4 separate regions of the Homo sapiens genome follow, and regions 1, 2 and 3 are each linked to region 4. The links are chromatin loops, found by intact Hi-C in ENCODE. Cell type or tissue: dorsolateral prefrontal cortex. All regions are shown on one strand.

Region 1 (8,000 bases), 55 kb before region 4:
ATGCAATTCAGAATAAGTCTCATGAATGGTGCATGCAATGGGGTCGGAGTGAGGAGCAAAGGACATCAGGGCAGGGCGAAGGTGCCTGTGGGCACAGGCTCACTTCCCTCCTCTCCCTCCTGTTCCCTGCAGCTGCCGTAGTAGCTCACGTCCTGGGGGCCTCTTACCTGGGACTCTTGTAATCATTTCCCAGCTGGTCTAAAATGCCCAACTCTCTCCCCTCCCATTCATCTGGAGCCTCAGGCCAGATTTGTTCTCCCAAAGCCCAGTTCCCAGTTCCTGCTAAGAAAAACTTCCCTGACTCTCCTTGGCTGATAAACGTGAAATCTCTCTAGTCTGACAGTCAGCTGCCCATTGGGGTCTGGCCTCAGTTTCCCATTCAGCACTTCCTTCTCCAAGTTTTTTATCCTTTCCCACCAAACAGTTCTGATTGCCTTTACTATGCCCAGGGGGCCATGGCCTTTACTTGTCTTCCTCTCCTCCTCTGCCAGGCTCTGTCCTGGTGCCCTGTCTGTTATTGTGGTCTCCTCTCCTTCCCAGACGTGTTGGTGGCTGATGTGGAGGAGACAGCCAGCACCCAGGGGAGGTATCACAGCACTGCCATCTCTTCTGGGGTCTTCCTGGCTGTGGTTCTGGTTGTGGCAGCCTTCACCCTGGGGAGGAAGGCACACAGCACCAGTGGCCGGCCTCTGAGCTCCTAGATATGAAGCCCAGAGAAGGTGTTTAGATATTGGCTCTGCCAGCCCAGGCACCCGAGAGAGGATGGAAGAAACAAGGGTGCAGAGCTTGGCGCCCAGCAGCACCTGAACTCCATTTAGCTTGGCACAGGTGTATGGTGGGGTGGGTGGAGGTGGGGTGAAGAAAGATGGGGTGGGTAGAGGTGGGGTGAAGAAAGGTGGAGCGAGGTTTTCCCCAGATCCGAAGGCTCAGTGCTGGGTCAAAATGTCAAAGGTAAACAGGTGCTAACGTCTAAAGCCTCACCTGCAACTCTAAGCCAAACATTAGTAACAGCAGAGCTTTCTCTAGGTGGAATTTCTGAGCCTTTTTTTTTTTTTTTTTGAGACAGTGTCTTGCTTTGTTGCCCAGGCTTGAGTGCAGTGACACAATCTCAACTCACTGCAACCTCCGTCTCCTGGGTTCAAGCGATTCTTCTGCCTCAGCCTCCCTAGTAGCTAAGATTACAGACAGGCTAGACCATGCCCAGCTAAGTTTTGTATTTTTAGTAGAGACGGGGTTTCATCATGTTGGCCAGGCTGGTCTCAAACTCCTGACTTCAAGTGATCTGCCTGCCTAGGCCTCCCAAAGTGCCGGGATTACAGGTGTGAGCCACTGTACCCGGCCTCTTTTCTGACCTTTTATAAGCTCGCTTCTTAGGCCTGTAGCATAAATCTCAGCCTTTCCTTAGGGTAGAGCCAGCTGAATAAAGAACCTTTTTCAGAGTAAGTGTCAATTTGGCCACTGTTGCCTTCGTTTCTCCTAAGAACTAGATCCTTTCAAATTAAGCAGACAGGTGGGGTGGTTGTCATACAGAATGAGAAGGGGCAACTCGTGTGTCTTCCCAGTGTCCTTGGAGTGTTGGTTCTTCCCAAAGCAGGATATGCAGGATGCAGCCTGGAGAAAGACAAGAATGCTAAATGCATTGTAAGTTTCAGTGGCTGTGATTGAAAATTAAAGATGATTGCCTCCATTTCTCTAGGGATCTGCCTCTTTTGGTTTTTGACACTTCATCTCCAGAACTATGGGCTGGGGCGGTTCAGGGAAAGAAGCAAACTCCTTAGGGCCCTTAGGAAGGGAGTCCTGTTTGCATGAGGTCTCCAGAGAGAAGGAGATTGACAGGTGACCCAAGGAGCTCAGAAGAAACAAAGGGATGAGCTGGGTTCCAAGGAAGCAGTACATTTGCCTAGAAAATCAGAGAGATATCAGGCTCAGGGCTCCTAGGTCAGGCTTGGCAGGAATGGGAGCTTTTGTGTACTGCCCTGGCAATGCCAGTGTTTGCCCCATGAAGCCAATCTCAGGACCCCTGTCCCAAGAGGGGACAGCTAAGACAGCCTAACTCTGGATGTGTGAGTTGAGCTGCATGAGACCCCAGCAGGGCAATGGCTACAGGGGAAACCCCAGGACAAGGGGACAGAGAATTCCAGCAGAGACTTGGCCATAGCTGCCAGCTCTGACTAGGGCTGCCCAAGAGCTGCCCACCACCGGCAGCTGTGGTGAGACGCCATGAGCCTCCGTGGGATTCAGAGTGCGTCCTGAGCCCTACCAGGAGTCAGAGGAGCTAGGGGGCCCCAGGGACTGTCTCTTGTTGGTTTCCATTCTCCTTGCCATCACCCCCAACACTCACCCTTAACCTCCCAGGCTGGGGCAGTTAAGGAAAGCCTTAAGGGTTCCCCTGTGACCATGAGTCTGCCCTGAAAAGCAATGTCAATGCAGTGGAATGCAGGCACCAGCCCAGGACTGGATCTGAGCAGATGCAGAAGCAGCAGGAAGCTGGAGTGGTGTGCGGGTTTGAGGTACACATCAATCAGAGTAACAAAGTGGCAAGTCAGACATCCGAGAATTCAAAAAAGTTCAGAGGCTGGGAACCCAACATGGAATCCCAACTCCATCCATTCATTCGTTCGTTCATTCATTCATTCATTCATTCATTCGTTCATTCACTCATTCATGAATGTCTAAGTTGTACCCTGTGCTTGAGAAGGAGCAGTGGAGGCTGTGGGTCCCTGCTGTGAGGATGAGGGGGACCCTGGGGCTGGGGGCTCAGCAGGCTTGCCCTGAGTGGTCCCCATGAGCGCCAGCCCCAAGCCAGGCTCTGTACTTGAACCTGTGGATACAAAGAGGGGTCATGCAGGGGTCACCATTATAAGGGGAAATTTATTTCCACAGGAAACATTTCCACCTCCTGAAGTGTCCCCTCTCCTTAAAAATAGCCCCAGTAGCCAGTGCTTCTTCACAGATAACCACCACAGTGTTAGCCACTTGGCAGCCTCTCAAGGAAGGAGGTAATGGCCCCTTTATCAGCAGGGCCCAGCCAGGAGAGTGGCTAGTAGGGACAGATGAGTTTGGTAGCAAGAGGCAGTGAGGTCCAGGTGAAAGGTAGAGCAGAAGACAGGGCCACCGGTGACAGGGGCTCTGGACTAAAGCTGTCAGAGTGTGACTGAGGGTCCAGTCACAGGGGACACAGAGAAGTGGGCTTGCTTGGGAGCAGGGACCCATCCTCCCCATCCACACCACATCTCCACACTCAGGGAGGATTGGGCTGACACCAAGTGGCTGTGATTCCCAGCAACTGAGACTGTGGTTTGAGGCAAGGGTGCTCAACTCTACTGCACGTGAGAATGGCCCGGGGGCTTTTGAACCTGCTGCTGCCAGGCTGCACCCAAGCCAGTTAGATCAGAATCTAATCAGAGGGTAGGCCTGGACATTGGTGACCCACCAGACTCAGGTTGTTCCAAGATTGAGAGCTGCTGGTTTAGGACTCCTTAAATCCCTCTGAGAGAGTCCAGGTTGTGCCCTGTGCTTAAGAAGGAGCAGTGGAGACTATGGGTCCCTGCTGTGAGGATGAGGGGGACCCTGGTGCGGGGTTCTCAGCAGGCTTGCCCTGAGTGTTCCTGAAAGATCTACTTTCCAAGTCCCAAAAGACCGTATCAAAATCCCACTGACCTAAAGTGCCTCATTTCTGCTGATTCATATTTGCCCCAGCCTCTGCCATCCATAAGAACATGCCATGGAGGAAACACTGATTAAGCATCTTCTGCCAGCCTGGCACCTTGGACATAATCCTCTAATCCTCCATGTGGCCAGGTATTATTCTCACCTGGCAGGGATGGAAACTGAGGCTGAGAGAGGCAAGTCAGCACAGAACTGCACAGGATTCAGGTAGCGAGTGGCAGAGTTGGGGTCTGAGTCGGGGTCACTGACTTCTGGTCCTAGGTTCCCTCCTCCCTGTTCCATCATCCCCAAGGCACCAGGAGCCCAGGAGCCCAGGAGGCCTGGCCTCACATTGAGTTTGCACAGAGAACTGCATCAGACACACTCCTGTCTGCAGCTCCTATGTAAGATGTGGTACCAGGTGCAAAAGGAGGGCTTAAAGGAGGGTTGTGATGTCTACACCACACCCACACCCCAGCTGGCCCCACGGGACTACTCACTTGACCTGTGGTGGCTCCTCCAAGTTCTCCGCACCTCCAGTACCTGCTCATAGCCCGGTGATCCTGCTCCAGGCTCCACCTTCAGCAGAGTGACTGACAACCAGGGGCCAAGAGAACACAAGGCCGGGCCACATGGCACCTGTTTTGAGCTGTCTCCTGTGACCTTGTAGGGACAGAGGCTGCCCTCCAGCCCCTTCGAACCACAGCATCTCACCATCCTCCTGTTATCCCACCTGCCAGTGCCAGAGGGCGCTGCAGAACAACCTTGGAGCTATTTTATTCCTGAAGAACTTGTTACTGTGTTTACTGTGAGTGCCCGTGGTTGTCCATTACAGGAAGGGGTTCCACAGTTTTCAGCTCTAATAAAGGACTCCTGTGAAAGCCTGTCCTGGCTCCTTTCCATTACTTTAAGGGGACAGAATCCGATCTACTGTCTGACAACAGAGTGGATGGTAGCTCCCCTTTCTGCCTGGTCCCTACCACAGGCTGAAGGTGGCATTCAGCAGCCCCTTGAGATCTTGTCCCCTCCAGCCCTGTTCCTGGCATCCAAATCCCTGCAGTGGCTAGTAAGGGGTTCTGCCCTGGGCAGGGGCTCTATCCTCTGCAGGTTTGATGGCACCTGAATGGCTTCTGGTGTGTGGGAATCAGGGACAGCCCCAGCCAATGGTCGTTTCCTGTAGGGGATGAAACTTTGACCTCAGCATCTCTTCCCATTGCCTGTGTTGGCTGGAGTACTTAGTGTCCCGAGTGCTTGGCAAGGCCACTCAGGTGTGCACTGACTGGAGGGAGAAGGTCCTCTCGGGAAACCTGTGTCTGTGAAATGCTGCATTTTCAGAAATCATACAAGCTGGATGTTATGTGGCCATTATTAAAAATTAAATTGTAGAGTCTTACAATTAAATAAATATTATATTAAAAATAAAAATATTAAATACCAAAACTCAGCACTTTCTGGTTATTTGACTCCATTTTACTATTACCTGTGCCCAAGGATATTTACATCACGTTGTGTCTGTCTGCTGGAAATACTGTCCCCCGCGGAGTGACTGCCCAGCTCTCCCAGCTCCACATGCAATGGCGTCTTATTGCTGGCATAAAATGGCCATGGGGGGAGGATTCACACCATGGAAATCACGCTACAAAGGAAGCTTCCACCTTCCCAGAGCCTGTTGTTAAAGATTTCACAATGCCCCACTGCCTACAGCTCACCCAGAAAGGGGCAAATACACTAGGAGAGCTTGGAAAAAGGCTTCATTGGCCTGCCACCATGTTCAAGTTTCCTTCATTGGCATTAAATTTTTTTGGAAAGCGTCTGTGTTTTAGCAAGTGTGGAATCCAAAGCTACCTCGGCAGGGAGATGCCTTGGGAAGCTCCCACAGGCTCTGATGAAAGCAGTGGTTGTGGCACCTGGCCTACTCTTGGCCCCTGGGGAAGGGAAAGCTGTCCAGGTACAGGTTAGGGGCAGGCCAAAGACGGGAAGCCAGGTGGTGGAGGCTATGGGATGGCACACGTCAGAGTCCTGCCTCATCTCCCTCTGCCTGAGTCCAGCACCAAATTCCCTCTCCTGCTCCTCTTAGCCATGAGGACGTCTGATATCCCTCAGCTCCATCTTTGGATATCTGGCCTGAGCCAACCTTCAGGTGACAGTTCTGTTTTCCCTGGAACTCTATACCTATAAGTGCCTGGGAGCCCATATGGTTTGTCCAAGCTTCGAAATGAGGAACAGCATCCCTGCTGAATCAGAGACAAAGATTTGTTTCTGTAACAGCATCTTCCAAGAGGCTTAAGCTCCAAGATTAAGTGATGGAGTCATGTGGGGGCACTGATGACTCCAAGGGCTTGGCCTGGGACAACTGCTCAGGACAAAGGAGAAGCCAAGGCAGAGTGAGGCCACCATGCTGGGTAATGACTCATCTGATTGAGATCTAAGATTTGTACAGAGCTAGCAGGGAACATAGAGGAGTGAACGCTTTCAAAATCTGCTCCATCCTCATTCACAGCCTGCTGGGGAGCTCTCTATGGTCAAGGAGGCTTGGAATGGGTGCACAGCCACCCAGGCTTTCCTGTGTTCTGATGAGTTAGAATCTCTCCTCAACCAACCCACCTCCACCCCATGCACCACTGCAGATTTCTACATATGGGACTACAGGTGGCAAAGATGGGGAGTCTGCTTCTTGATACCTGTCTTCTCCCAAGTATGTAAATACTGGAGGGTTGAGTGTTGGCCTGGGGTGCCTAGGCATAGTGCCAAGCTCAGACTTTTGTATTGGAGGGGTGGGTGGGGGTGGAAAATTATGAAGAAACTCACAGGGAACACAGGATCAGTAACTTCTCAGGATAGAGACCCACAGTGACTGTCCCAGCTTGTCACCTTCTCCCAGAGGGATGCCTTCTGTGTGCTGTGAGGAGAGCAGAAGAGTTGGGGAGGGGGTATCAGGAAGCTACTGGAACTCTTAAATCTTTGTGGAAGCCTCACTGGTTAAGTTTGGTCAGGATGTGGTTGGCTCCCATTGTGTCAGGATGGCTGCCTAGTTAATAAAATTGCTGTCTCTTCTTCCTTTCTCTGATCACCGGATTTTCCTTTAAATTACATGCAGAATTTTGGTAGGGGAAACAATTCAGTACTATTTTCCTGGGACTTTGGTTAATAAAATCTCTGTCTCTTCTCCCTTCCTCTGATCACTGGATTTTCCTTTAAATTACACCCAGAACTTTGGTAGGGGAACCAATTCAGTACTATTTTCCTGGGACTTTTCCAGTTTTAGCACTGAAAATCTCAAGTTCTGGAACCCTTCGATCCCAGACAAGCCAGAATGGCTGGTCACTCTAGAGCCTCTGGACAAGGCTACAGGGAAGAGGAGGTCCAGATGCTATAACAATCATCAAACACAGAAGACTGGAAACCCTTTAGCAATGAAATTTAGACTTTCACTTTTTTAGTCTCTTTTCAATTCAGTTTGAATAATTCCTTTTAGCATTTCTTGTAGGGAAGGTCTAGTGGTTATGAACTGATGAACTCCCTTGGTTATGGTTAGTCTGGGAAAGTCTTTATATTTCCTTCGTTTACAAAGGACAGTTTTCCTGTCTAAAGTATTCTTGGTTGACTGACTTTTTGTCTTTTAGTATTTTGAATATATCATTATCCCAGTCTCTCCTGGCCTGCAAAGTTTCCGCTGAGAAGTTAACTCATAGACTTAAGGGGAGCTCCTTTGTATATGATAAGTTGCTTTTCTTGTCGCTCTCAAAATTCTCTCTTCGACTACTGAAAATTTAATTATATTGTGTCTCATTGTAAACCTTTTAGGATTCAACCTATTGGGAACCTTTGATCTTCATGAATCTGGATGTCCATTTCTCTGCCTAGATATCAGAAATTTTCAATTATGATTTTCTTAAATATGTTTTTCTCCCTTTTCTGTCTCTTTTCTGCATCTGGAATTCTCAGAATATGTACATTGGTTTACTTGATGGTATCACGTAAATCCCAGTCTTTTCCCCCTATTTTTCATCTTTCTTCTTTTTGTTTATCTAACCAGATGATTTCAAATAACCTGTTTGAGTTCACTGATTCTTTCTTCTGCTAATCAAGCTTACTATTGAAGATCTCTTGAGTTTTTCAGCTCAGTCATTGTATTCTTCAGCTGTAGGATTTCTGCTTGTTTCTTTTTTATGGTTTCTATTTTTTAAATGAACTTATAATTTTTTTCATTGTTGTTTCATAGATTTCATGTAGTACTAAATCTGTTCTTTTCAGTGAACTTCAAGACAATTATTTGAATTATTTGTCAAGTAGTTAATGGATTTCCACTTCTTTAGAGCTGGTTACTGGAGCCTTATTAGTTTCCTTTGATG
Region 2 (8,000 bases), 420 kb before region 4:
AGTCTAAGGTTTACATCCATGCTGGGTATCGTCCTTCTTTTTTATGTAAATTGCTGAATTTCCCCTGGAGCCTCAAGAAAATGTCTAAGACTGAGCAGTTCTGCTCCTGGGCATATAACCAAAAGAATAAAAAGACAGGTGTTCAAAAAAAAACTTGCCCATGAATATTCACAGCACTCTTCACAATAGCCAAAAGGTATAAAAAACCCAAGTGTCCATCAACTGATGAAGGAATAAGCAAAATGTGGAATATTTACACAGTGGAATATTATTCAGCCTTAAAAGAATGAAGTACCAATACATGGATGAACCTTGAAAACATTATGTTATGTGAAAGATGCCATCCACAAAAGGCCACATATTGTGTGATTCCACTTGTATGCAATACCCAGAACAGGTGAAAACATAAAGTCAGAACATAGGGGCTAATCTGAGAAAGCAGGTTAGTGGTTGTCCCGGGCTGGGGACATGGGAACAGGGAGTGACAATTTAATGGGTATGGAATTTCTTTTGGGGATAATGAAAATGTTCTGGAATTAGGTAGTGGTATTGGTTGCATAACGTTGTAAATGTTCTAAATGCCACCAAATTGTACACTGTAAAATAGATACAATTTTATGTTTTGTATATTTTACCACCATTAAAAAAATTCCTTGCCCAAGATCTCCACAGTTTAATATCTCTTTGTATGACAAGTTAGGATACGTACTCAAAGGACAGTACTTAAAGCCTAATACTATCCCTGCCTGTGGATTCTTCAGAGAGCTACCTGCAAAAAACAGTCTTTCTCCTTGACCTCTTACCCTCTGACACCTCTTGTCCTAGATCCTAAATTCCAAATTACTTTGTAGCTTGAGATCCTTGGTCTATGGAATACAGTGTCTTTGCCTTGAGTTGTCTTGTGAGAAATATTAGCCATGTTCAAAAATTAACCAGCACTGTAAAATTTGTCTTGATTTCCTTCTTGCTATACAATTTGGAAAATCTGGCATTTATGTGAAGTTAGAAAAAAAGATGTCTTCTCTTTCTTTGATTACCAAGCAGCACAAAGCTCGGCTGGAACGCCGGGTCACTGGCTCAACCAACCGGTGGCGTTTGCCCAAACAGCCTTTCTCTGGGGACCTGCTCTCACTTTCCCAGATGTGCAAGGCTCTGAGCATAGACTTTGAGGAAGCTTTGAGGAACCCAGACAGGTATGGAGACTCAAAGGTTTGTGGGAGGGAATGGCCCATTATTCCTGGGAGGGGAGGTGCCTGATGACCGGGCCACTCTGATTGGCTGCAGTGGCTGTCAAGGGCACATCTGCAAGGAAGGCTCCCTCTGGAGCCAGCTCTCAGGCATGGACAGGGTCATAAGTGACTACTACCTCTGAGAATGTGGGTGGTTACAAAAGTGCAGAGAAAGATTGAATTTTTTTTTTTTTTTTTTTACAATTTTTCTTCCCAGTGGGAACTTTGAACCCAAACAGGATTCTGAGTTTATTATCCAGGGACCAACTGATTTTTTGACAAACAAAACTTAGTTAGTCCTGGCTCAGTGTTTAGACAGCTTGTAAATGTCCATTTTCACCCAATGAATTGATCCTCTCTCAATCTCATGGCATTCCGAGCAGTAGGCTAGACCCACTTCTCCATGTGATGAGTTCTCTCTTGCCTCTCCTGGAAACACAGAGCTGGACCCTTGCCTTAGTCTGTTTGTGTTGCTATAAGGAAATACCTAAGGATCAGAAATTTATAAAGAAAAAAGGTTTATTTGGCTCAAGGTTCTGCAGGCTGTACAAGAAGCATGGCGCCAGCATCTGCTCAGCTTCTGGTGAGGGCCTCAGTCTGCTTGTACTCATGGTGGAAGGCAAAGAGGAGCCGAGTGTGCAGAGATCACATGGCAAGCGAGGAAGCAAGAGAGAGGAGAGAGGGGAGGTCCCAGGCTCTTGTTGACAACCGGCTCTTGTGGGAACTAAGAGAGTAAGAACCCACCCCTGAGGGATGGTATTAATCTATTCATGAGGGATCTGCCCTTATGACCAAAATGCCTCCCATTAGGCCCCACCTCCAACATTGGGGATCAAATTTCTACACGAGGTTTGGAGGAAACAAACATGTAATTTGTAGCAACCCTATTGCAGAAGGTACACCTCATTTCCCTGGTGCCATGGACCTGGCTTGATGCCGTTACCATCCTTAGGCTGGCAGCATCAGTCTTGTGAGCTCACAGCCAAATCAAAGTGAGCATGGACTGTACTCCTGGGACAGCACCTGGCACAGAAGAACTGCCTGCTCAATCTTTCTTCAGCGAGTAGCCAAATCTTCCCTCTCTAGAGCCACTGGCCAACACTTTTCCGTTGCCGAGTTCCTTAGTGCCAGGGCTCGGCCAGGGATGCAGGTGCTGGAGCTAGGCCTAGGAACAGAGGCAAAATGATCCCAAAAGCTGATGAGAGGGTCTGGGCAGCAAGAACTAAATCTCTGTGAGTCACTGAGCTAAACTGGAGGCAGTGGCCTGAGGGGTGGGGTGTTGAAATGGCATTTGGTGCTGGGCATTTGGACTGTTAAAAGCAGTCTATCAATGGGGCTGGAATCTCCACTTCTTCACTTACTAATTCTGTGACCTTTAGTCAGTGGCTAACCCTCTTTGGGCCTCAGTTTCCTCATCTTTCAAATGGTTATAGAGCACCTTCTTCAAGATGAAGAGTCATCTTGAGGATTAAATGAAGCCATATATTGAAAATGCTTTGCACTGTTTCTGGCAAATAGTAGATGCTTAGTAAACAGAACTATTTTCTTTATTGCCTGGGCAGCATTTTAGTAATTAATCCCGGTGATTTCATCTTGGGGTGTCTCAGCTCTGTGCTCTGCCAGTCAACACCCCCTTTATTTCACTCTGCCTCCTTGCACCTTCCCCAGTTCCTTCCTCCAGGACAACACCTTCCTCCAGCACAACAGGGGCAGAGGAGCCGGTCTTCTGGGGAGAAGCTTTTACACATCTGGCCCTCTCCTTTGTGATATTGGGAAGCTGCATGTCCAGAGGCAGCAGATACTCTCAGGTGTTCTGGGTATGTCTACTGCCACGCATCTGGTGCTCAGCTGATTCAGGATTGGTTCTGCCAGGGCACTTGGGCTCTGTTCCATGAGCCTCTTGTCCTCCTCCTGAGATAGTGGGCTAGCCTGGGCACATGCTTATCATGGTGACAGCAGAGGGCATGAGGGTAAGCCCAGGAGCTCATGTGTCTTTCAAATCTTCCACCATTTCACATTCACTAGGCCCCATGAACTGAGGCAAGTCACGTGGCCAAACTCCCAGTCAAGGGACAGAAAACACACTCCGTCTCCTTATGGAGAGAAACTTTGCAGTATGGAGGCAAAAGGTTTGGACAGAGGGAGGGATGAAGAATTGAAGTCACTGGTGCAGTCTACTGAGTATGGGAGAAACTGATGTTCTGTAATAAACACAAACTTGTCTGGGCATGGTGGCTCATACTTGTCATCCTAGTGCTTTGGGAGGTCTAGGTGGGAGGATTGCTTGAGGCTAGGAATTTGAGACCAGCATGGGGCAACATGGTGAGACCCTGTCTTTACAAAAAATTTTAAAATTAGCCAGGTATGCTGGCTTGAACCTGTAGTACCAGCTGCTTGGGAGACTGAGGTGGGAGGATCACTTGAGCCAAGGAGATTGAGGCTGCATGCAGTGACCTATGATTGTGCCGTTTCACTCCAGCCTGGGAGACAGAGGGAGATTTGTCTCTAAAAATAAAAAAGAGACAGAGAAAGAGAAACACACACACACACACACACACACACACACACACATCTTTTCTTTGTGTTCACAATAGGAATTTGTTCCATGTGATTGTGAGTAACTTCTTAGAAAGAATAAAGGGTGTGTATAACATGAAGGGCTTATTCCTGGTAATTCTTGTGAACCTTCAGGCATCAGGCAACTCTCAGGTGGCAAACTCCACTGTCAGTAAGGGCCTGGAATGCCCCATGCAACATACGTTATATCCCCCAAAGCACTACATGGCTGTTTCTGCCCCACCTGGCAAGCTGTGTTCATGTCATGGATGGTGTCATTGCTGCTTTTCCCACCTGGGGGTGCTGTCTGCTTGGACAGGAGCTGGACCAGTCTATTTCTTGAGTTACGGAAAGGGTCATTCATGATGGAAAGCTGAGGGAACAGGCTCCCAGCTTCTCGTCTATTTCGGGTATGTAATTGTGCCCAGCTGGCCAACACTTCCTTCTGCCGTGTCTGGGTTTTCATGACGCAGGGAGTTCCTGGTCAGCCACTCAGAGGTGCTGATCTTCAGGCTGCTGATCGTCTTACCTTGGTCCTTTTGCAGGCTCTGGGGCACCGAGTGTGGGAGAGGAGGCTGAGAGGAGGAAATGTTAACTTCCTTGCGAGTACTCTAATCTTTTTGTGCCTTAGTTTATGTGCAAATCACGGATACTGTCTTACAGGGTTGTGTGAGAATTATATGACATGATTCATGTAAGGAGCTTAGAAAAGTGTCTGGCACATATACGCTCAATGCACATGTGTCAAGCATGTCCCTGGGGTCCACAGGCGTGTATGGATGCGTGCTGTCATGGAAACCCAGAGATCCAGCACGGGAGGTGTGTCTCAGGCCAGACTGGGGAGGGGGCACCCCCACGAAGGCTCAGGGGGTTGTGGCCCTAGGAAAGACCCAGAGCCCTCCTTGTCCCCAGCTGGTGAGGCTGCCTAGTGGTTTTCTCCCTTTCTGCCCGCAATGCCAAGTCCATTCAAGGGTGGGAGGAGGTCATGCTTAAGAGGTAAGAATGGGAAGAAGGGACCCCTATATTTTTATATTATATTATATTATATTATATTGTATTATATTATATTATTTTATTTTATTTATTTTTAACCAGAGAGTAGTTCTGGGATAGTGGGACTAGAGAACAATGACCCACGTTAACCTAAATAACAAACAGAGAGGAGAGGAAGACTCTCTAAAAGAGGCTGATGTTTATTCTGGAACAGGCATTGCAATGCAATACCAGTGCCACTGTAAACTACGTGTATATTCAGGGATGTAAAGGAAAACAAAGGTTTTTTTGTTTTGTTTTGAAACAAGTCTTGCTTTGTTGTCCAGGCTGGAGTGTAGTAGTGCAATCACAGCTCACTGCAGCCTCAGCCTCCCAGACTCAATTGATCCTCCCGCTTCAGCCTCCCAAGTAGCTGGGACCACAGACATGGCCACCACATGCTGAATTTTTTATTTAATGTTTTGTAGAGATGGGGTCTCTCTATGTTGCCCAGGCTGGTCTCAAACTCCCGGGCTCAAGTGATGCTCCTGCCTCAGCCTCCCAAAGTATTGGGATTACAGGCATGAGCCACCGTGCCTGGCAAGACAAAGGTTTTTAAAGGAAAAGTGAGGAGGATTACATCATTGCTCTGAGATAATTATCCCTGGCTACAAGGATCCATAACAAGGGCGACACCAGTTTGAGTTGCAAGGCAGATGTCCTCGCAGTACTTTTTTTGTGTGTGAGGTTGTGATGGCCTTTGTGTGTGGCTGTAGGTTTTGCAGAGTCTTTTGTGATAGTTCTTATTATCAGGCATTCATGTGTGAGAACTCTCCCTTCCTGGCCTTCCCCACCTCTATTTGTTGGGTGGATTTTTTTGTTTTGTTTTTTTAAAGAGATTTAGAGATGAGGTCTCGCGCAGTTGCCCAGGCTAGAAGGCAATGGCTATTCACAGGCATGATCACAGCTCACTGCAGCCTCAAACTCCTGGGCTAAAGCGGTCCTCCTCCCTCACCCTTGCATGTAGCTGGGACTATAGGAGCATGATACCATGCCAGGCTCCATCAGGGTATTTAACACATCATAACTCCATTTTTATGTTGATACCTTTCACAGAGACAATGAAAGAGAGAATGCTAACTGAAGGCATGTCCTTGCAAGTTATTCCAAACATTCACTCTTTCACTCCTCCCTTCCTCTGGGACCAAGAAGCAGAAAATGGAAGGACTGGGGTCCAGCCCCAGGTCTATGTAACTCTTCCTAGTTAATCAAATTGGCATTTTGCCCTTTGGATAGTTTGCTCCAGGAAGTCCGTATGTCCATGAGAAACTTACTTCCTCTTCTTCCCCTTCTGCCTTTCTCCATCATGGTCATGACTTGGGGGCGTGAGCTCCAGCCTAACAGCACGTTCCCAGCATCCCCGCACCAAGCATTGCAATGGGACCACTGAGTCCCAAACAGTGAGACAACTCACAGATGCCATGTGTTCCGTTCACTTTTCCAGTGATCCTAAAATGAACCACAGCCCTTGGGAACAGCAGAGCCTACATGACGAATGGTATATCTTGACAAGCAGCCCTCACACCCAGGAGAAGGCAGTGTGCTCACCTCTGTTTCCCGGCATCCCTTGGCTCAGCCGATGACACTGATGTTTGTGAGAGTAGTTGAGTTCATGGACCTTGCGCCATATTTTCCAAAGTCTGTGGCTCCATTTTGGGATCACGGTCTGAACTCTTGACTCTGGCCAGCTCTTTCCAGACGTGTCACCCAAGCCACGAGGGGGATCGAGGGAGGAAGCGAGGGTGGCTTGGGTCAGATCTCCACTGCTCCTGTTGAATAAGCAAGTCCAGCTCCCACTGCCTGCCTTAGGCTGAGTCATTGGCAGCCATCCTCCCCCCTTGGAAAGGGCAGCACGTAGTTGGCAATATTCTGGACACGGGCTCCCACCCATGCTTCCTGCATGCACCCTGACCCATGGGGTCTCCTGGGATTGTTGGAGACAGCGTGGTGAAGTTGACACTGCATGACACAGAGCAGCTGTGGTCACAAATGTCTCTTGGCTGGCTGGCTTTCTGGGATGACTGTCTTTAAGCTGCGAATATGTGACTCAAATTTTGTTTCACTTCCTGGCTTAACACGATGAGTCCATGGTGTTTATCTATGTGGTCATGGATTCATTAATGAATATTGCTGAGCACCTGCATGATGGCTTGTGCCAGGGTCATAGCAGTAAACACATGCCGTATCTGTCTTGCAGAGGATACACAAGTAAACAGGCAGCCACAAGACACTCCAGAAGGAGTTTTAAGGGGAAAATCCCAGGACGGGCAGGGGTAAAGCCACTGGCCCAGCATCCCCAGAGAAAGCGGCAATGAAGTTTATTCTGAAGAATGAGTAGGAGCTTAGCAAGGGGAAAGGCGAGGAGGAGAGCATTTGGGAGAGGGAGCAGTGCATGCAAGAGATGAAAGCAGCAGTTGGCAGGTCCAGGTGCAGGCTGCTGAGAAGGGCTGGAGTGGGGACCGTTGAGGGACCAGGCTGCAGAAATATGCAGGAGCTGGTTAGCCGTGCTAAGGAGTTTGGGCTTTCCCCCAAGAGCAATGGGGAAACACTGGAGGATTCTCAGCAGGAGAGAGACAAGACCAAATTTGCATTTTGTGGGAGGCAGGCCTCCGAGCAGAGCAGGGCCGGAGGCTGGGAGACTTTGGCAGTGACTGGAGGGAGATCACAGGGGCTTAGACGAAGGCTATAGCAAGAACAGCAAAGAGAGATGGACAAATTCGAAAGATCTAGGCAAGTGATGAGATGTAACAACACTCAGCATGCTGGCTTGGGCAACTGCAGGCTGGTGGTGCCATTTCCTGAAATGAGAATCCGAGTGAGCAGGGTAGGATTTGGGGTAGATGCTAGGTTTAGTTTTTGGACACACTGAGAATGGGACCTGTATGACCTCTAAAGAAAAATGTTGGTGAGTTCACATCCCAGAAATGAGCAGAACCCTCTATTCTTTTCTCCCAGCAGATATTTACTGAGTGTCTACTATATGCTAGATAATGTTTTAGACACTGAATAAGGTGTCATTCAGGCAGCCAATTATGGCCTGAAATATCTCCTCGGTAAGGCCTACCCACAAACTGAACACAGCAATCACATTATGAGCCAGCTATCAGAAAGCCTACAGTTTTTCAGATCGGCAAATGGTGACCTGAGGAAACTCTTCCAAAGGGCGAGATATGATTAGCTTGA
Region 3 (8,000 bases), 250 kb before region 4:
TCTCCTGCTGGAACCCAGAGGAGGTTCCAGCAGCCTCAGCACCACCTGACACTGGTAAGAAATGCAGATGATCAGGCCTTACCCCAGACCTATTGAATCAGAAATTCTGGAGTGGTGCCCTGCAGCTTGCATTTTAACCAGCCTTCAGGTGCTTCTGATGCATGCTCAGGTTTGAGCACCACTGGCCACAGGGAGGCCTAGGCAATTCAGCCTTCCTCTGGTTGAATAGCTGGAGAATTGGGAATATCAGTAAATACTTCCAATGCACCTGCTACATGCCAGAAAAAGGAAACAAGAAGACGCAGTAGGTCTGAGAAAGTGATGGGGTGAGCAGAAACCCAAAGCTTATAGAAGGCCATCTGAGTGGCCCCTCAAGCCGGTGAATTGGCTTTAGGGTTTACTGAAGGAGGTGGAAACCTCAGCCTGCTTCTCGTCCGGGTTGTTAGAGGAGTCATTTAGAAAGCTGTACCATTCTTTCAATATTCTCACGGCTTTCCAGTGCTCATTTTTCCTGCTCATTTATGGATTAAAAAAAATGCCTTGGCTGTATGTGTAAGAAAACAACAATGCAAGTTTGTAGAGAAAGAATCTGGGCCTTACAGGTCACGTTGGTTTAAAATTTAGACATCAAGCAGCTTAGAGACCATGTTGCCAAATAAGCTTAGTAAATGCTTTCTAATGCTTACGGAACTGTGGCGCTTTGTGCTTGCCATAGTATATATAATTAGACAAATGAGAGAACACAAAGGTTGAACCCCTTCCCTCTCTTAATTTTTGTTTTTTACAAGCAGATTTAAAATTCTGGCTCATAATGTCCTTGATTCAATGTTAAACCATTTTGCCTAAATGGCAGCATGTTCTAAATGTGAGCGCGCTCAGCTTTTCAAGCTGCTCCCGAGTGACAGAAATTGACAAGCTGTCATTCAAGACCTTTCGGTGGCTGCCTGGGGCTCTGTTTGAATTGTATCTGTCTGATACTTTACCATGGAGAGTGAAAAATTTGATCACATGCCATGCTTTTAATTTTCTAAAGCAAATATGTTGGAAGGAGCCAATTAATGCAAAGATGGACTGCTGGTCTCATGCAACTGATTTAGGGGAAGGGTTCGCCTAAATTAATAAAAGATCTGAATTATAGATCTTAACAAATACATAGAATGTAAAGGCTTAAAAGGAAACTGAGCAGCAGCAGGCCTGGGGTTGGCTTTTAAGTATCTATATTTAACTAATAGACATGAATGTTTTGATTTGATATTAGAAATGCTAGTGCTGGAGTCTCTGAGCCTACTCTGGCTCGAGAGGATGCCCTATCTAAAAAACAAAAAACAAAAAAAAAAAAGAAAAAAGAAAAAAAGAAATGCTGGTATTGTAATTCTAAAGTGCTTCAGAAATTCTCAAAAATAGGCCAGGCATGGTGGCTCATGGCTGTATACCAGCACTTTGGGAGGCCAAGGTGGGCAAATCACTTGCAGTCAGGAGTTTGAGACCAGCCTGGTCAACATGGTGAAACCCCATCTCTACTAAAAATACAGAAATTAGCCAGGCATGGTGGCAGCACCTGTAATCCCAGCTACTTGGGAGGCTGAGGCAGGAGAATCGCTAGAACCTGGGAGGTGGAGGTTGCAGTGAGCCAAGACCGCACCACTGCACTCCAGCCTGGGCAACAGAGTGAGACTCTATCTCAAAAAAAAAAAAAAAAAGTTCTCAAAAGTATTTTGAACTTCCTCACCTTTGTCCTATTTTGGAAGGAGGGGGTCTACATTGAAGAGATCATACAGAAATAAATTAATTGTTACAAAAGGAATGGAATGTCTATACTTCTTACCCTATTGAGTTACATTAACTGCATCTTCAACTTAATTTAAAGTGCTCCTCAACCTAAAATATCGTCATGTGTCTTTAAAAATGCATATTACTAAATCTATTTTTTTTTCAGTCTATCATCCACACTGCAGCAAGGTGATTCTGCCAAAACATATCTCCTTAAAAGCCAACTGGAGCTTCTCATCAGCATCAATGTGAAGCCAAAAATCCTTAGGAGGACAGAGGGAGTCCCTCACAACCTAGACTGGTCCCCTTCCCTCCAGCTGCCTCAACTGTCCACAGGACTCTCTTCCCACCTGCGGCCACACTGTGCAACCTGGAATTTCCCCACCTGGGCGGACTCATCACGTCATCACCAATTGGATGCATCTTCTGCTCTGTGCAGCTGGTGAAATCTTTCTCAACCCTTGAGATGCAGCCCAATCTTCTCCTAACATCTGGATTCCTCTCTGTCACTGCATTCCCTCCTGTCATCCTGCCTTTGTTTTCTTGCCCTCCTTTCTCTCCCGGGTGATAGGCATTAACTAAAATTAAATAAAAATTCAGATCATCCTTGCACTTGCTGCATTTCAAATGCTTGGCAGTCACATGTAGTTAGTGGCTACCCTCTTGGACAGCACAGATAGAGATTATTTCCATCACTGCAGAAAATTCTAGACTTTGAGCTTCTTGAGGACAGGGGCTTGATCATTCGACACTGCTTTACAGTGTCTAGCAGTGTCTACCCTGTGGCAGGGGCTCAGGAAATTTTTCCTGAACCGAACCTAACTGAACTGATGTGGGTTTGTCATCAGGGTGTACCTGCTGTTAAAGGAGGTTACGACCTCTGATGCTGGGGTGGCCAGAGGGGATGGGAGTGGGTCTGGCACTCTGAGGAAAGGGGGTGAAACCAGCTGAGAAGTCATCTTTTACCTGCTGGCATGGCCCCAGCCAGGGTTCTGTTGCTATGGGAGAATGGGTGAGTAGGGATGGATTACACCACCCTGGATCTAGAGGACAACCTGGCTTGAGGGGCATGGGGGACGCTGGAAGTCAGGGTAAGAAGCTTGGACTTCATTCTACTGGCATGGAGAGCCCCTGGAAACTACTGAGCAGTAGAGGGATAGGCTAAGCTTATAGGAGGAGCCAAAATTATTACTGTAGCTCCTTAGATCTTAGATCCTGTGACTTAGGAAAGGCAATAGGAGCCCCTGAGCATTCTGGGTCCTTTGTACATTTGGGAGAACAGAGGCCCGGAGTGGGAAATCGTCCTCCTGGGCAGCACAAACATGGCTGCTCCATTCCTATTCAGAAGCCTCGTTTCCTGATTAAGGCTCTGGCATCTGTGGTGTTTCATTGTTCATTATTCATGAATAGACTTGGCCCTGTTCAAAACTAAAGCTTCAATGCTGCAAATGAGGGCTGCAGAGAGGATGTTGGGGAACTCGTCTGTTTGGCTTCAAAACTGCCCCCTTTCCTCTGGAAAAATCCTCTCTAGAATACCGTGCCAAGGCCTGGTGAGTGAGAAATGAGTTTTCATGATGTATCAAAAGAAAAATGCTTCTTTTAAGAAAACGTCTTTATAAATGGCAGCAGATGGGGAAGAATCTAAAAGAAAGAGCAACGCTTGCAGGTTGAAAGCATTACCTCCAGATATGGAGACGTTAGGACTAAGGGAAGGTCAGAGATGGGCCCACGAGGCCAGGTTTCAATGGACTTACCATTTCCTTCTTCGTGCATCCACTGATGGACACACGTAGGCACACGCACCAACAGCCTCCCATGTGGACAGTCCAGGGTGCCCAGAACCCTTCCAGCAAGACTTTGATTTCTGTTTCGAAGGATTTCTTGAGGCCCCTCTGTAGAGCTGCTTGTCTTCTTCATAACCGGTGCCTGGGTCAGAGCAGGTGGGGTGAGCTGCACTCACAGCTGGGAGGTGAGTCTGTGATCTCATTGTGCAGTGGCCCTGCCAGGTTGCTCTTTCTAAAACCTTGGGTATTGCAAATTCTGCTTCTTAGGGACCGCTTGGTCCCCCAGTCCTCCCCCTGCTGACTCCCTTCCTGATGAAGCCACCAGCATGGCTCTCAGGGTAGTGCTGTCTTCCTTCTCTAGAACAGCCACGTGGCCCCAGGGCTGGCACTTACTGGTCACCGTGGTTACAGACGCCTCTTCTAGGCTGTGAACTGTCACAGGAGTGGGTCCACTTCGGCCGACACTTCCTCAGGGGTATTAAGTAGCTGGGGGTCCCCCTGAGTCTCCATCACCCTCTTACCCATTCTCCACCCCCTCCCCCACCACACATACACTCTACTCCCCCAGTGCTGAATAACTTGCCAAAGCACTGTGCTGGCACTGGGGCATGGTAAAGAAGACGGGGCCTCTGCCCTAGGGAGGAGGTGATGAGGGCAGGAATAGCAGCACAGAGGGTGAGAGGCAGAGACAATGGCACTGAGTGGGGGCACGAGGATGGAAGAGGAGCATGCTAGATGGGACGATGGGACCCAGCACTGACCAAATAGAAGCTTGTGGGTGGCACATCAGTCACTCCAGGGACATATGTGGTCACTGCCATTTTCCTAATGAAACTCCTCCAGTTATTAAACAAAGGCCCAGAGTCACAGACTTAAGGACCAGAAGTGGGATTTGAACCCAAGTCCCCCAGATGACAGGGCTCCCACGTGCTTCTCTAGGTCACATGAGCCCACGCTGGAGGGGAGGAGGGGTGTTTCAAGAAGAGGGGAGATGTGGGCAAAGAAAGGCACAGAGACCGTAAGCAGACAGGTGTGTTCCAGAAAATGCAAGTTATTTGGCACTGGGGGAGCAGAATGTATATGTGGTGGGGGAGGGGTGGAAAATGGGTGAGAGGGTGGTGGAGACTCAGTGGGATCCCCAGCTACTTAATTCCCCAACAGGGAAAGAGCCTAGAAACTCCCTCCACCTCCCGCAAAGCAGTGGGGAAGTTGCGGCCACACTGTTTTCGGTCCGCTCATTCCCTCTGCAGTCTGGCTGCTCAGGGGGATGGAGGAGGATGGGGCTTGCAGGCAGGCACAGCCGGTTTGGAAGGTGTCCTGGCTCCAGCACTCAACTTGTGGCATGACACTCAGGGGAGTCACCCTTTCTGGCCCTCAGTTTTCTCCTCTGTAAAATAAGGAAATTCGACAAAAATAAGTTATCACCAATTTATTCACCACCACGTGTCCTTTTAATTCCATCTGCCCCAGGACTGCAGTGGGGAGTCTTTCTTTGCCGATGGACTTCGAAAATCATCACCCCCCGCATTTTTTGTGGTTAACCACAGCTAGCCAGGAACTCAGGGCTTCTCATCAGCAGAGGCCTCTGCCTCTCCAGTATCCAGGGCCGAATGGATTTTGGGTCAAGGCCTCCCTCCCGCAGCCAGGAGGCCCTGGCTTTATGGAATATCGCTTGGAGTCCAGGGAGTCAGCATGGGGACCCCGACAGCTTTCCCATGCCCCAGGCTCCTGGGCCTTTCTGGGGGACCCCTCTGGACCTTGGGCATTAACAAGGTTCATATTTGGAAGGTGCTTTGAGGGGGCTTATAGGTATTTGGAGTTTACTTTTTAAACTATTTGTATTGGAAAAATAACGTGTGCACAAGGGAACAACCCAAATACAGAAGAATATTAAAATCCCCAAGCCCCCAGCCCCCTCCCATGCTACTCTATCCCAAAGTCAGCTCTGCCGGCTCACCCAACCCTGGGTGCCTCTGCCCAGGGTGGGGGTGGAGGTTTGAGGGTTCGGGATGAGGGCTGGACGAAGGGCCTCCTCTCAGGTCCTTGGACACGAGCTGTGCCCATCTGCTCAGTGTGGACCCAGGACTACTGCCCACAGGCCTGGTGCTGCCTGGGCACCCAGACCCACCTCCAGGGTCGCCCTCAGCCCTCCTGATGACTCTCGGACTCGCATCTGTCCCAACGGATGCACCAAAGATTCTCCAGTGGGAAATCAAATTTTTGATAACAAGTGTTTTGAAATAATCACGCACTTGGTGAAAAATCAAAAGAGGGGAAAACCCCTTTCCCATCTGAGACCGCTCCACCCTCGCCAGTTACGAGCTGCCGAGCCGCTTCCTAGGCTCTCTGCGAATACGGACACGCATGCCACCCACAACAACTTTTTAAAAGAATCAGACGTGTGAAGGATTCTATTCGAATTACTTCTGCTCTCTGCTTTTATCACTTCACTGTGGGTCTGGGCGCGGGCTTTCTGCCAGCTCCGCGGACGCTGCCTTCGTCCGGCCGCAGAGGCCCCGCGGTCAGGGTCCCGCGTGCGGGGTACCGGGGGCAGAACCAGCGCGTGACCGGGGTCCGCGGTGCCGCAACGCCCCGGGTCTGCGCAGAGGCCCCTGCAGTCCCTGCCCGGCCCAGTCCGAGCTTCCCGGGCGGGCCCCCAGTCCGGCGATTTGCAGGAACTTTCCCCGGCGCTCCCACGCGAAGCCGCCGCAGGGCCCCCTTGCAAAGTTCCATTAGTTTGAAGGACGCGAATCTCAGCGAGAGAACCTGCGGAAAGCGAATATGTGGGGCGCGCAGACGGGGAAACTGAGTCCCGCGAGAGGGCCGGCCTGTGCGCTGCCCCGCCCGCGCCCCGCCAGCACCGCCGTGCCCGGGCGCGCCCGCCCTGCCCCCTCCGCGGGCGGTCCCGGTCCAGCCGCCCGCCCTCCCTCCCGCCATCCGGCCAGCCCCCATCCCGGGCGCCGTGCCCGTCCCCAAGGCGGCTCGTCACCGCTGCGAGGCCAATGGGCTGGGCCGCGCGGCCGCGCGCACTCGCACCCGCTGCCCCCGAGGCCCTCCTGCACTCTCCCCGGCGCCGCTCTCCGGCCCTCGCCCTGTCCGCCGCCACCGCCGCCGCCGCCAGAGTCGCCATGCAGATCCCGCGCGCCGCTCTTCTCCCGCTGCTGCTGCTGCTGCTGGCGGCGCCCGCCTCGGCGCAGCTGTCCCGGGCCGGCCGCTCGGCGCCTTTGGCCGCCGGGTGCCCAGACCGCTGCGAGCCGGCGCGCTGCCCGCCGCAGCCGGAGCACTGCGAGGGCGGCCGGGCCCGGGACGCGTGCGGCTGCTGCGAGGTGTGCGGCGCGCCCGAGGGCGCCGCGTGCGGCCTGCAGGAGGGCCCGTGCGGCGAGGGGCTGCAGTGCGTGGTGCCCTTCGGGGTGCCAGCCTCGGCCACGGTGCGGCGGCGCGCGCAGGCCGGCCTCTGTGTGTGCGCCAGCAGCGAGCCGGTGTGCGGCAGCGACGCCAACACCTACGCCAACCTGTGCCAGCTGCGCGCCGCCAGCCGCCGCTCCGAGAGGCTGCACCGGCCGCCGGTCATCGTCCTGCAGCGCGGAGCCTGCGGCCAAGGTACTCCGCCGCGCTCCTGGGCAGCTCCCCACTCTCTCCATCCCAGCTCGGACCTGCTTCTGCGGGACTGGTGGGCAGGTTGAGGGGCAGCGAAGCGTTGTGGGGTGGCCAGGGCAACTCTCGGGGACAGGCAGGTGGGCCCCGGGGTGGCGGATTTCCGCGGGCTGCCTCGGAACCGAGCTTCGCGCCCAGCCCGGGGCCGGTTCTGCGCCCAGACGATGCCAGTACGCCCGGCCTGCACTCTGGGGCTCGAGACGCCGGGCGACCGGCCATGGAGTGCCCTGAGGGCAACCACACAGCGCGGGGACCCCAGGACAAATAAGAGGAATGGGGGCATAAAGGAAGGAGAGAAGTTCAGGACTGGGAATTGGCGCCTCGCAGAGCGGCTTCAGGACCACAAGAAGTCATTTCGGTTGCTTTTTCTTCTATTTACGTCCTCCGTCCCCTTTAAAATTCACTGCTTTGATCACGGGACCGCTCAGTGAAAACTGTATGTAACTCTTTTGGAAAGGAACAGTGTTTGCCGGCCCGCCCCGGAGTTTCTCCAAAAAGTCTACCCCGAGCAGGGAACGGTTTGGCACCGCTCTCGTTTCGGCGGCGTTGCTGCCTGTCTTGCTTTCCTCGTTTTGAGCCAGCCCTACAAAAATGAAAGTGGCTCCTTTTGAATAAGCTGAATCGGGCTTTGGATCACGAAATCTGCAGAGGCGGAGAAGGGACCGGGTTAGTGATGAGGAAGAAGTCTACCCCTCTGTTCCTACAGCCGCACACAGGACCTGTTCTGGCAGGGGAGACGGTGGTGATGGGGGAAGGAGTGGAATGGAGCAATGTCTAACTCTCTCGCGGGAC
Region 4 (8,000 bases):
GGATAGAGAATGTGGCTGGGAGGCAATCTGACCATGTCACTGCCACTGAAAAACCCACAAGACTGCTCAGTTTTCACAAGAGGAAGACTCAGTCAACTAAAATCTCTCTCACTGGCTTTCACTAGTCTCTTCAGCCTTAGCTCCTCATGCTTGATCAACGCCACACTATCCATCATTCTCAAAACAAGCGTCTGAGCTATTGTTCACAGTCCCCTCATGTGTTGAATAACTCTCTTATCCTTGGCAACTTGCTTGTCTCTCAGGACCCAGCTTAATTGTTGCTTCCTCTGAATGTCTCCTTGCAGAATAAATCACCCTTTGTCCATGTTCTCATAGCACTCTCTGCCTCATGCTATGGTGCTTTCTCACATAATGACTTGCTTGGTAAGTCAGATTTCTTGGTAAGTCTGTCTCTCCCTCTATTGAAAGAAGGTACCAACAGCATCTTATTCTTCTTTGGTGTGTGGTTGTCAGCATAGGGCATGGTGTAGGGCAGATGCTCAGTTTGCTAACTCAGTAAACAATTGTCCTGAGACCCTGTTCAAAGGTGTGGTTAAGAATGGCACTGGTGGGAATTGATATTGCCAAAACTCTATGGAAGGTAATTTGGCAATATGTATCAAAATTATAAATGTATTTGCCCTTTCACCCAGTTATGTGTACAAAATAAATTACTCCCAAGGTTGGTCAGTGTGACTTTGTTTGAGGTGACAAACCTCATGGCAAATTCAAATACCCATTAACCAGTAATTGGTCAGAGAATTCTAGTTAGCCATACAATGGAGTATAGGACTATAGGAGTCAAAAAGATCAAGGAAGGAAGACCTTTACTTATATGGAAATAACTCCAAGAAACATAATCAAATGCAAAAAGCAAGATGAAAACATATATAAATTCTAGAATACTCTTTTGTGTTGGGGAGGGAAAAAATAAGCATGTATATATTTGTATTTGCATAAAGAAACCAGAATAATACACAAAAAACTAGTAAGACAGTAGGTATTCAGCAGATGAAGAAGTGGTGGGAATGAGCCATTTCATGGTATACATGAAGATATTGTCTTGAATGTAGAACCACATGAATGTATTAGGTATTTGAAAACATAAATTTAAAAAGTAAGGAAGCAGCTCATGGAAAAAGATTGCCATGTTATCGCTGACAAACACAGGTCCTAAAACTCCTTTCCCTTACCAGAAATCCATGGTGGATATTAAGAGTTGGGCCAGTGTTCAGACCCATGTAGGCACTAAAATACAGAGGTACTTTTCCAGTTGACACAGGCAAATTCAGTTACCTGGACCATCTGTGAGCCTGGACATCAGCAGAGGGCCTCTGAGCAGTGAAGAAAATGCCTTTTGCAGTGCATTCATTGACTTTCCCATGTGTCCCACACTCAACTGCTAATTAAGTGACCTTGAGCAAGCCATACAACACCTGGCACATCATATGCATTCAACAAATATTTGTGGAACAATCGATGGGATTGTTGGACTCCAATTGATGGAATATCGTGTACCCATTAAAAATTGAGTCTAAAAAATTTTCTGTAATATGACATAATGGGATGCAAAAATAGGCAGAATATAAAACTTATATAGGGTATAATTTGGATGCTGTAAAAATACAAATATGCAAGAGGAAAAAAAGACCAAAAGGAAATACACAGTGATACTAAGGTTACTTCAGGCTATGGGCTTGTGGGGATATTCCAGGGCTGATGGTGCATCAGCAGCCTGGTCAACTCCAGATATTTAGATGGAAAAGTTATTGCCCTGCCACAGCAGGTACAGACAGGTAAAGGTGTCATTGTCAGGGTCCAGCTCCTCCAGACTTCAGAGAAAACGAGGGTGAGAAAGGATACACCTGGGCGGGGTGTCACCACAGCCATGAGGCTCTATACTGTGGGAAAGTCTGCTTTTCTCACACCTGGTTCCACAAACTTCTGCTTTTAGCTCACTTCCTTCTCTCCTTCTCTTTCATTGTCATTCCCAGGCTTTTTGCTTTTGTTTTCTTTTACAGATATTTCCCCTCAATTGTTTTTACATTAGGTTTTATTCTTGACTTTTACCTGGTTTTGTCCTGACTTGTATTCATAGACATCAATCTCATCTCCTGGTCCATTTTCAAATTCTCTTGAACTGCCTTTCACATCTGTCTTTCATCTTTTACTTCATGTTTTCTTTATTTCTTTGTCTTGTAGACTTTATCTTTTATACATATTTCATTTATTCTTAATATTTATAATTAATATTTGTACACACACACATACACACATATATATAAATATATATACACATATACATATATACTAATCATATGAGAGAGAGATTTATTATCTATTATTTATTTTAGGGAATTAGCTTACATGATTACAGAGGCTAGCAAGTGCAAAATCTGCAGGGTAGGCTGGCAGGCTAGAGGCCCAGGAAGAAGTCAGTGTTTCAGTTCAAGTCCAAAGGCCATCTGATGGCAGAATTGCTTCTTGCTCAGGAAAAGTCAGTCTTTTGTTCTATTCAGGCCTTTGTGAGGCTCATCCACACAATGCAAGGCAATTTGCTTTGCTCAAACTCCACCGATTTAAATGTTAATCTCATCCCAAAACACTGTCCCAGAAACATTCAGAATAATACATCATACCAAATACCTGGGCCCCATGGCCTAATCGAGTTGGCATATAAAATTAACCATGACACCTACTTATAGTTCATAGGTTTTTAATAATTTGTTTAAATGTATTATAGTTTTAAAATATCAGGCTTTTCGTTTCTATACATAATTTTACCCATTATTGAACTTTATATTAACAGATTCACATAGTATGTGTTCCTTTGTGTCTGCTTTGTGCCCCTTCTTATGAAAAAAAAGTTACAATTCTCTTACTGATATGCTTGTACATTCCTTTTTATTGTTGTTTAGCATGATGATGCTATGATTTATTTATCAGTCATCTGTTGCTTACAGTTGGGTGGTTTCCGATTTGGGGAGCATTCTTCTACATGTCTCCTTGGGATTACGTGCATGCTTTTCTCTACCAATTCACATTCCCACCAGTAGTGTATGAGAATCCCTGTGGATACTCATCTTGCCGATACAGGTAGATTGGTTATGGTATCTTGGATGGTTTTCATTTACATTTTTCTGGTTAGAAATAAAATTGAACACTTTTTCTATTGGCCATTGAGATTATTCTTTGTGAAATGTCTATTCAAGTCTTTTGCTCACTATTTTCTAGTTTTTGTTTTCTTATTGATATGTTAGATTTCTTTATATGTTCTTGATATAGGCCCTTTGTCAGTTAAATGTGTTGCATATACCCACTCCTACTCTGCAATTCACCTTTTTACTGTCTTTAAGGTGTCTTTTGATGAATGGAAGTCCTTATTTTTATACTAGCTGCACTCTAATTTATCAGCCTTTCCCTTTATGGTTAGTGCTTTCATGTCTTGTTTAAAAAATCATCTCCTACCTCATGATACTCTCACATATTATACACACACATATACACATACACATACACACACATAGATACACATACACACATGCAAATACATACACACAGACACATACACACAGAGAGATACACACACACATACACAAATGCATACATACACATACACATACATATACACACATATACACACACACACAAACACACACACAGACACATATACACACACATATACACATACATACACATACACACAGAGACACATAAACACACACACATACACATACACACACCCAGAGACACATACACACATTCACACAGTGATATTCTCCTATGTCACTCTCTAAAACCTTTGATATTTTTTTCTTTTGAAGTTTGTTAACGTCTTATCCTCATTTTATTAACTTTATTTTTCCACCTTATTTTCTTTTAAGCATATTTTGCAACTTATTTTTATAATGGCTATCAAAAAGTGTGACGGTGTGTGAATAAGTCATACACAAAACCCTGGGGACTCCTCACCCTCTGGCAGCTGCCCCTGCAGCCATCCCTGGGCTCTGGCTCCCTCTGGTGGATCTTGCAGAGGCTGGCTCTCCAAAGACCCATCGGCCATCTCCCTCTCTCCAAGGCTGAGTCTATGCAGGTAGCCGCCTTGAAGCGTGGAAATGGTGCTCCTTCTTAACATTGCATGAGATCCACACCTTGTATAAGGAGCTGTGCTCTTTAAAATCGTAGTCTCCTCTACAAAACCACCAGCTCAGGGCACACCACATTCTGGGAAGTGTCCTCTAGGTCAGTGCTTCTCAAACATTAATGTGCGTGTGAATCTCCTGGAGGTCTTGTGGAAATGCGGAGTCTGATTCTGCAGGTCTGGGCCAGGACCTGCACCTCTAACAAGTTCCCAAGAGAAGCAAAGTTGTGACTCTCTGTGTAGGTCACTCAATAAGAGGTGATCCTCAAAGCATGTCCCTGGGCCAGCGGTGGCAGCAGCAGCATCACCCAAGACATGCAGACTGTCAGGCCCCATACAGAACTACTGAGTCACAATCTGCATCTCAGCCAGTTCCCGGGTGAATGGCAGGCGTGGTAAAGTGTGAAAGGAATCTGGCCCGGGCAATGTTCTCATCTGCTGCCTGTGAAGGATCAGACAATGGACAGCCTGTGCAGAGCACCTGTGGACAGAATTCTATGGGTTCCACAGCAAAGTGCCTCAGACGTCCCGGTTTCCAGGCTGAGCCTTCACCCTTCTTGGCATGAAAGGGTCCTTTGATGCCTAGTTTCCTCAGTCTCCTTCCTTTCGGCACAAGGGTTGAGGAGACCTGGCTCAGTCAGCCTTGTTCCAAACCATTACCTAGGAATGGGGTCAGCTGTGCCTCTTTGAGGAGCCTCTTTTGAGAGGTTCACCCAGAAGAGTGAGACCCAGGAGCAGGAGAGGCCAATTCTCATTTAGCCCTCTGGGAGTGGTTTCAGCCACAATGAGGTGTCATAAGCTTGATCTTTGCTTCTTCTGTCTCTCTTAGGGGAGCAGATTATTAACTGGGGAAGTCAAAACCCTAAAAGGGTGATTTTCATCAAACTTCAGATTCTAGTCAACAATGCTGACATTCCTGCCCACATGTGTCTTTTATTTTCCCCCAGAATTTCTGCTGGGTTCTTTGCAGGCCCTACCAACAAGCACTTTCCCTCTGAGATGGAGTCTGTCCCAGTGGGGGCCAAGCAGATGAAAAACAGCATCAGGGCTCATGAGGAGAGATCTTCTCTAGCCTCCCTTGGCCAATTAAATGGAGATCATTGTCCAACACCATATTATCTTTCTGAAAGGAGACCTTGGGAATCCCCCTGTGGTTGCCTCTGCTGCTATTAAAATCCACTGAAGGGCATGAGGAATTCTTTTTTGAAGTACAGGAGGGCTTGGGTTCTTGAATTTGGAGAGGTAATATGGTAGGCGTTCATCTTCACGGTAAGGCCAATAGATGCACATTTTAAGAGCCAATAGGCTCGGCCAGGCACGGTGGCTCATGCCTGTAATCCCAGCATTTTGGTAGGCCGAGGCAGGTGGATCACGAGAACAGGAGATCGAGACCATCTTGACCAACATGTTGAAACCCCGTCTCTACTAAAATACAAAAAATTAGTCAGGCGTGGTGGCAGGCACCTGTAGTCCCAGCTACTCGGGAGGTTGAGGTAAGGGAGTCGCTTGAACCCCGGAGGTGGAGGTTGCAGTGAGCCGAGATCATGCCACTACACTCCAGCCTGGCAACAGAGCAAGACTCTGTCTCAAAGAAAAAAAAAAAAAGCTCCAAAAAATATGTCTCTAGATGCCTGAATTTTCTCTTTAGAAATGTGGTCAGTTGAGGGCACAGAATAAAACCCTGAGGTATTAGTTGACTTTTCTGATGGGTTTTGATGCCATGATCCTAATAAAGAGATACTAGAGTATGATGGTCAACAGCATGGGTATGAAGTCACTGGCGTGCTAGTAAATGTTAACAACCGGCTCTCTGAATGAAGTTGACAAATGTAGCAAATAAAAATACAGGGCATCTGTTAAATTTGAATTTCAGATATGTCTCATTTACTTATACAAAGAATTTTTCATTTTTATTGAAAATTCAAATTTAATTGGGTATCCTGTTATTATCAGGCAACCCTATTTCTGGGGGGGGATGTGAGCAGAGGGGTGCCTCTCGCTACTTGCCAGCTTACTATCTCTTTTTCTTTTTAACATTAATGCCTATGTCATTCTTTTCCTTCCAACTTTTATTTCAGATTCAGGGGGTATGTGTGGGTTTGTTATACGGATAAATTATGTGTCACAGGGGTTTGGTGTACAGATTATTTTATTGCCCAGGTAATAAGCATAGTATCCAATCAGTAGTGTTTTAATCCTCACTGTCCTCCCAGTAGGCCCTGGTGTCTATTGTTCCTTTCTTTGTGTCTGTTTGTACCCAATGCTTAGCTCCCACTTACAGGTGAAAACATGTGATATTTGGTTTTCTGTTCCTGCATTAATTCACATAGGAGAATGGGTTTATTCTTTTAGGTTGACTCCATGTCTTTGCTATTGTGAATAATGCTGTGACGGACATATGTAAGCATGTGTTTTTATCATAGAATGACATAGCTATATACTGAATCACGGGATTGTCAGGTCAAATGGTAATTTTGTTTTCAGTTCTTTGAGGAATCTCCAGACTGCTTTCCACAAAGGCTGAACTAGCTTACATTCCCACCAGCAGTGTACACAGCTTACTGTCTCTAGGGAGTCATGTAAACTGGGAAGCCTCTGTTTCATATGTACAACTAGGATAGTAATATGACCTGTCTTAGAGGGTAGTTGGGAAGATGAAGTGAGAAGTTACATTCATGGAAATGCTCAATAAAGAGCTTGAGGGTCCTGGATTGTGGCAAATACTAGTCTCTGAATATTCATTGCATCACTCCAATCGTCACAAACAAACATTTTGGTCCAAGAAAGGGTGGAGTCCACCATTGTCTCTACCCTCTCCAAGGAACTCTTGTTGAGTTCCTGCTCTCAAGTGGAATTTATTCTTGACAATCCTGTTGTGTCTTCTGACAAACTGGACGAGGTTTGTCTTAGCGTAGCCTTGTTTCTGGCAAGGCAGACAATATCTGCTTAGTCTCTTCGACAACTTTCATCTATCTAAAACATTCTAACCCCAAGGGGGCATTCGTCCTCCCTGGGGAGCTGGTGGGCTGGACTTGTAGTAGGTTTCTGGAGCCAGTGATGAGTCTAATAGGTTATTTTTATTTTAGGGACAGATTATTTATATCTAAGGACAAATATTTCTAACATTTTAAATTTCTTTTTGTAGTTTCATTGAGGTATAATTGATACAAAATAAATTACACATATTTAGATATAGAATCTGATGGGCTTTATGTATATAAACAACCATCCTCACAATAAGATAATGAATATATCCATCATCCTCCAAAGCTTTTTCATGCCCTTTGTAATCGCTCTCTCCCCTCACCTCTGTCCCACAACCACTGATCTGTTTTTTGTCACTATAGATTACTTTCCATTTTCTATAATTTTTAATAAATGGAATCACACAGTGTGTACTCCTTCTAAAAAATAAACTTTTTGATTTGGAATATTTTTAGATTAATCGACAAAGTACCCCACGCTATATATGTGGAGGCTGTGCATCGTCTCATCCCTCTGATGTAGGCTGTGCCTCCTCTGATCCTTCACAGGCAGCAGCTGAGGGCGTTGCCCAGGCCAGCTTCCTTTCACTCTGTACCACGCCTGCTATTCACTCGGGAACTTGTTGAGATGCAGATTGTGACTCAGTAGTTCTGGGTGGGGCCTGAGAGTCTGCATATCTTGGGTGATGCTGCTGCTGCCGCCACTGGTCCAAAGACATGATTTGAGGAGCACCTCTTATTGAGTGACCCACACAGAGAGTCGCAACTTTGTTTCTCTTGGGCCAGCAGCGTTGGGCTCATCTGGGAATTTGTTTGAGGTGCAGGTCCTAGCCCAGACCTGCAGAATCAGACTCTGCATTTCCACAGGATCTCCA

Evidence for each region. Hi-C counts contacts between places; a loop is a spot of excess contacts. Peaks named below come from ENCODE experiments on the same cell type or tissue, not always from the same donor. Only the 100,000 strongest peaks of a DNase experiment are listed, where the experiment ranks them.
Region 1: a loop joins it to region 4, with 9 times the contacts of the local background. A loop is called at or near these places in 71 of 110 quality-filtered maps.
Region 2: it touches region 4 in a loop (4-fold over the local background); 50 of 110 quality-filtered maps call a loop at or near these places.
Region 3: it touches region 4 in a loop (2.8-fold over the local background); 4 of 110 quality-filtered maps call a loop at or near these places.

Annotation. Positions count from the first base shown.
Region 1 is chr10:122,644,512-122,652,511 of GRCh38, forward strand. No RefSeq gene overlaps it. Among named protein-coding and RNA genes, the nearest start is that of SPADH, 24 kb to the right of the region's middle. RefSeq lists an enhancer at 2,822-3,116. In dorsolateral prefrontal cortex, CTCF peaks have their summits at 4,396 and 4,605; a DNase peak (open chromatin) is centred at 4,390; H3K27me3 peaks cover 489 bases.
Region 2 is chr10:122,275,747-122,283,746 of GRCh38, forward strand. BTBD16 (BTB domain containing 16) reads left to right here. Exons shown (of 16, transcript NM_144587.5): 3 at 1,045-1,193. Among named protein-coding and RNA genes, the nearest start is that of BTBD16, 8.5 kb to the left of the region's middle. In dorsolateral prefrontal cortex, a CTCF peak has its summit at 4,086 (motif pointing right); a DNase peak (open chromatin) is centred at 4,075; H3K4me3 peaks cover 393 bases; H3K27ac peaks cover 1,126 bases.
Region 3 is chr10:122,454,971-122,462,970 of GRCh38, forward strand. ARMS2 (age-related maculopathy susceptibility 2) reads left to right here. Exons shown (of 2, transcript NM_001099667.3): 1 at 1-54; 2 at 1,937-2,382. The coding sequence ends at 1,963. HTRA1 (HtrA serine peptidase 1) reads left to right here and starts at 6,583. Exons shown (of 9, transcript NM_002775.5): 1 at 6,583-7,154. The coding sequence starts at 6,683. HTRA1-AS1 (HTRA1 and ARMS2 antisense RNA 1) reads right to left here and starts at 6,435. Exons shown (of 3, transcript XR_946382.3): 1 at 5,979-6,435; 2 at 3,525-4,941. In dorsolateral prefrontal cortex, no CTCF peak of the experiment used is centred here; DNase peaks (open chromatin) are centred at 3,201, 3,931, 6,571, 7,741 and 4 weaker places; H3K4me3 peaks cover 2,867 bases; H3K27ac peaks cover 5,733 bases.
Region 4 is chr10:122,700,007-122,708,006 of GRCh38, forward strand. No RefSeq gene overlaps it. Among named protein-coding and RNA genes, the nearest start is that of C10orf120, 4.2 kb to the left of the region's middle. In dorsolateral prefrontal cortex, a CTCF peak has its summit at 4,015 (motif pointing left); DNase peaks (open chromatin) are centred at 2,460 and 4,035; H3K27ac peaks cover 1,009 bases.